Linked DNA regions of Homo sapiens: region 2 is linked to region 1. Evidence: chromatin contacts called from ENCODE Hi-C or POLR2A ChIA-PET data. All regions are on one chromosome and are shown on one strand. Each heading gives the region's core, a stretch centred on a gene start or an enhancer-like site at or near the end of the contact. The rest is flanking DNA. Distances are from core to core; before and after follow the strand shown. Region 1 has its middle 71 kb from the start of STT3B. Region 2 has its middle 86 kb from the start of MIR466.

Evidence for each region. Hi-C counts contacts between places; a loop is a spot of excess contacts on that map. ChIA-PET counts read pairs that join two places held with the same protein, here RNA polymerase II (POLR2A). Pooled maps may share reads with other maps.
Region 2: a loop to region 1 is called in a pooled map, with 2.4 times the contacts of the local background. The contact joins two enhancer-like sites. A Hi-C loop is called at or near these places in 2 of 37 single-sample maps with no recorded cell type and 11 of 50 pooled maps. POLR2A ChIA-PET finds 5 or more read pairs at or near these places in 4 of 52 experiments (CD4-positive, alpha-beta T cell, CD4-positive, alpha-beta memory T cell, GM12878 and 1 more).

What each region holds. Positions count from the first base shown.
Region 1 is chr3:31,460,941-31,463,640 of GRCh38, forward strand. No RefSeq gene overlaps it. Among named protein-coding and RNA genes, the nearest start is that of STT3B, 71 kb to the right of the region's middle. Within about 2 kb of position 1,396, at least 4 of the 41 ENCODE cell types and tissues checked have a DNase peak (open chromatin) inside an H3K27ac peak, as active enhancers do.
Region 2 is chr3:31,246,589-31,249,288 of GRCh38, forward strand. No RefSeq gene overlaps it. Among named protein-coding and RNA genes, the nearest start is that of MIR466, 86 kb to the left of the region's middle. Within about 2 kb of position 1,448, at least 2 of the 41 ENCODE cell types and tissues checked have a DNase peak (open chromatin) inside an H3K27ac peak, as active enhancers do.

The DNA.
Region 1 (2,700 bases), core at 146-2,645:
GGAGATCAGATTTCAACACAAACATTCTGTCTATAGCAGACATCCATGTTCTAATCTTTGGAACTTGTGAATATGTTACCTTACATTATCAAAAAGACTGTAGATGTGACTAAGTTAAGAGTCTTGAGAAGGAGAATTTTGCCTGGATTATCCAGGTTGGCCCAGTGTAGTCACAGGGATCCTTTCAAAAGGGAGGCAGGAGGATCAGAGTCAGAGAGAGAAGATGTAAGGATGGAAGCAGAGATCAGAGAAGAGAGAAAAGCTATGCCACTGGCTTTCAGTCTAGAAGAAGGACCCTTTAACTGAGGAATACAGAGTGCTGCTAGATATTAGGAAAAGCAAAGAAAGGAATTCTCCCTTATGGCCTCCATAAGGAACACAAGCCTGCTGACATCTTGTCTGTAGATCATTGGTACCCACCCAGAACAGTAAGATAATAAATTTACATTGTTTTTAAGCCAAATTCATAATAGTTTGTTATAGCAGCAATTGAAAATTAATAGTGTGGGGTTTTAAATTATCTTTCTCATGACATAGCTTAAAATTCTCTGAGCAAACAGGAACCTTTGGGAGACCCAAGGGAGAATAATTTGCAAGGAGTCTGAGACACATTGACACTGATTTTTCTTATTTCTTGAAAGCAGATGGGATTAACCAACTATGACTTTGATTCTTAACAAATGCCAAAGTCTCTGGGCCCATTCCAGGAGATGAGCTGTATTTTGCAATCAAGCAGGAGAATCTACAAGTCTCCTGTAAAACTCACTTGTGTTAAAAAGCATGCTTGCTTGCTTCTGGGATATGTATAGATTTCTGTTTAGAGGAAAGCGTATCCATCTGCATTCGAAAGAAGATAGAAAGAAGCATGGCTCCTTAGTTTCTGCCCTACATGAGACAATGAAAGGGCTAAATAACCCATAAGAATTCCTGGGTATTCATAAAGGGATACTTTTTAGACTGTAGGCAATGCCTTTTGCTGTCTCATTCACTGTTCTGTCTCTTGCCCTTTCCTTCTCTCCTGCTCATCTACCCCAATAAGGTTTTCCTGCACCAATTCTGAAGCTTTGGGAGACTTTAGATGATTTTTACCATCAGGAAAAGGATGGAAACTTTGAGGTGAAGTGCCACATTGCGTCTGTCGTCTTTCAGCCCTACACTTCCCCTTTTATGCCGTTTTCTCACCAGCAGGGCAGAAAGCCTGCAAGCTACATTTGTCAGACCTACTTTCCACCTAGCTTCCTGTCAGATGCTACCAATGGGAGGCTCTGGCAGGAGTTTGGAAGGTGAAAGTAAGGAAGAAATATTTTTTCCTGTAGACACAGTTGTGCTTCTTACAGACGATGCAGTAACAAATGAGGCAAGAGTCTCAGCAGCAACAGCAGTGGTAGCCATGGACAAATGTGGCTTCTGGATTTCTGCCAACTTTGTTCTAACAACACCACATTGTGTACTCTGAGCAACACCTTTTTCTCTTTGCTCTTTTGAACCTAGAGGTGTTATCTGTTTCCTGCAGCTACTGATCTTTGAAAAATCTTACCTTCCCCTTTTTCTCCTCTGGCTCTTCTAACACCTTTACAACCAACTGCCTATTTAAAAACCTAGAGTAGCTTCTGTTTCCTGATCAGATGCAGACTGCTAAGATTGCATCTTTCGCCTACTTTAACAAGGGACAAAAGGCAAGTGAAACCCTTTTCCCATCTTTACTACCTGGGTTTTGGGAACTGCCATTTCATTAGGATCAACGGAATCAGAGCAGGGCCTTCCCAGAAAGGGGAGGTGGCTTGAGTTTGGCAGACCCGTGGCAAACTGGATTGGAAGCCAATGTTCTTCCTTAGATACTCATGGTCTAGGTTAGTTTCTCTGGACATACTCCCTGAGATGAGGATTCAGGAGTTAGTGACTTATTACCAGTGTGCTATTAAGAGAGGCCTTTAAAAGAATGAGGTAAGCCAGGCAGGATGAAGCCAAGCAGGGGAGAGATGCAGGTAAGGTCTCACAGAGGGTAGCTCCAGGCTGATCCCCAGGGGAGCTTTGGAGTATAAGCTATGCCTTAGAGCTTTCCTGATCACATGGTCAGTCATTGTCTACAAGCTGCCTTAAGGACACATAAACTTCCAGGCAATTTTGACTGGTTCCAGTAGTCTGAGAACAGGCCTCTGAAAAAGAGTCCCAGGTACAGGTCTTTGGAAACAGAAATACACTGAAGCTGGGAAGAACTGCACAGAAAAGGTAAAAGGAACCCAAGGGCTTCTGGCCAGGGCACTGACAAGGTCTTCTATATCCCTGTTTCTCACCACAGTGAAGTCACATTAATTCAAAGCTCACTCTCTCTTACTTCATTCATTCAAGATGAACCACTACTCTCAGGCACAGTGCCCTGGGGGTAGAGTGGTGAGCCCAATGTATGGTTACCAGCCTCTCATATCTGGCAACAAGGCAGAGAATGCAGACCACTGAATAGAGTATTATACTATTATGGGAAAAGCTCTGCAGTGGGGGGTGCAGGGCAGTCCACAATGCCTCAGGAACATCTAGCTGAAGCATCTTAATCAGCTGGAGTTTGTCCTGGCAGTTTCTACAGGCAGAAGGAAACTTCCAAGAAGACGAATATTATAAACTGTTTTAGTAGGGAGGATCTCACAACTCTAGACCTGCCCAAGTACTAGGGCTGAGACTTATTTTCCTACATGGTTCCTCTAA
Region 2 (2,700 bases), core at 198-2,697, 210 kb before region 1:
GTTGATTACAGGTGTGCAATGAGGAGAGAACAGAGATTAAGACAAGCATGTGAAGCTTTTGTAGCAATTTGACAAGCTATTTTGTGTCTGTTGAAACTAATAATTAATAATTGGTGCTTGCATTTTGTACCTTTTTATTACATTTTTCTAGTAACTCATTTTTTATTATAGTTTCTAAAAATATCAGTCTGTAATATATGAGAAAAGGCAGAAAACAGCTGGTCCTTCACCACGGATGGTTTGAGAAGCCCAGAGCATATCTAAGTGAATTCCATGGAATCTGTCACTTCTCTGCCCACAAACATTCAGTGGCTCCCTCCTGTTCCTAACAATGATTCTTCTTTTCCTGCCTCCACACTATTCCTATGGGCAACATTGCCTATCAGTCATGCCTCTTATTATACAGGGATTCTCAAAGGGAGAGGGCAGAGACGAAAATCTCAAACCTGGAAGGAAAGCAGTAGGAATGTGCACTTTGAAACATAAAACCCTAAAGATTTGGATACATCTGCAGTGTGTGTGTCCCCTTCCCTTCCTCCTCCGCTACCCTCAGGCCACACCTCCAGGCCCTCCCCAACAGCACCCCCAGAACTCAGGAGCTCAGAGATTGCACCCTGGACACACCCCGCAGTCCCCTGCCTGCCCCTTTTCTCTTCTTCCAAGACTGTCACCTCTCCCCTCCACCACACTCTGCTCCTTCTTGAAGCCCCAACTCAAAAGTCATGCTTTCCTGTTCCCTCCTTCCCAACCCCTCCCAGGCAAATTTTCTTGCTCCTTTGAGGCAAAAGCTCCATACACATACCTAACTTTGACACTGAGGCTTCAATTTTAGGGGTTTTCCTAAGGACAAAATTAGGGTTTATGTACAAATTTATCTATAAAATTATTAAATTCAGAGTAGTACAGGATTGGTTAAATAACTAACTTCTGTCCATACAATAGAATAATACACAGCTACTAAAAATTTTGAAGAAGAATGCATGTAACATGGAAATATGTTTGCAATGATCTGTTAAGTAAACAAGTAGATTATAAAATAAAATGTGTAGGTACATATATGGGAAATGTTTAAATGTTATTTAAATATAGTGATAAATATAAGCATAATATAGATCTAGTTACAGATAAAGACACACACACAGACAAAGGGACAGGCACAAATGTAGGCCAAGATACAAAGATGCATACAGATGCAGATACAGACCAAATGTGAAGAAGTGTTATTTCTGTGTTATGGGATTATAAGTAGTTCCGGTTTTTCTCTTTTTTCCTATCTGTATGTTCTACCAGAAATGTTGATTATTTTTTGCAATAAGAAAAAAAAAGTTAAAGAATTAATTGTTGCCCATGCAGGTTGCCATGGAGCTCTGCACAGTCTTGGAGGAAAGCACTTCCCCTTGTACCTTTGGTTGTTTACTTTGCCAGCTCCCACTGGATGTGGTCCCAGGAGGTAGAATCACCTGGCAAACACAGCATCCCAACACTGAACAGTCTCCAATGACACATTTGCAGAACTAAACTGAATGTGTTGAATTGCCCGAAGACAAACACTGAACAGTCAGGCATCCATGCCATTTCCCAGGAAACCAAAAATTGAATTGATCAAAATGACCAGGGCAGCTGGACTCATGAAACATGAGTCTTTAGTACTCACCTGTCTGGATGAAGTGTGAGTTGAACTTGGTCAAGGGAAACGTGAAAAAACCCTATTGGAAGTGCCCGTTAACCTTAATGGACACTGCATTAAGCAGCCCTCCCCAGCTGTGTTTGTGGAAGAAGCCTGGGCTGTGATGACTCATCCAGTGGGTATTGATTCTTTTCAGGTAGTTCAGAGGGAAAGTTTTTCGTGAAACTGCCTGGGAAATGGGGCAAGTCCCCAGAATGAGCATATTAGCAGATATGATTTTTCACTTAGTTTCTGTGTGTTTGTGTCTCTGTATAATAATAATGCTCTCTGAAACGTATAGACTGGCTTTCCCCTGAAGAGGATACAGTTCTTTCACACATATTGAGCCCAATTTTCCCATTTCTCAAGTTTCTCTCAAAGAGTGTGAGTACTTCAAGACACATTAGCTCTGCAAAGCGTCTGGACTTTTATTTACTGACAGACGGCTACTGCTGAAGGAATCAAGGCAGCTTAACGCCATCTGACTGTGTTGGCTTCCAGACACTCACAGCCTCCCAGGGCCTCTCATTCATCCTTATACATCATGTGTGAAAGAGCTAGCGGCAGGTAGAGCATCACACAATTATAGAGACAGAGGCACTGTGCATTGCCTAGCACTGTAAACCTATTCTAGTGAGTTGAATGGTGGCCTCCAAAAGGTATGTCCGTCCAGAGCCTCAGAACGTGTCCCTTATTTGGAACAAAGGTCTTCACATATGTGATTTGGGTAAGCATCTGAAGATGAGATCATCCTTGACTAGGGTGGACTCTAAATCCAATGGCCTGTCCTTATAGGATAAGAGAGGGAGAAATTAACACAGAAACACACTGAGAAGAAGGCCATGTGAAGACAGAAGCAGAGATTGGAGTGATGCTGCTATAAGCCAAGGACCTCCAGGAATCACCGGAAGCTGGAAGAGGCCAGGAAAGATTCCTAGAGCCCTTGGAAAGAGCACAACCCCATCTGACAATTTGACTCTGGCCTCTAAAACTGTAAGCAAACAACCTTCTGTTGTCTTCCGCCACCAAGTTCG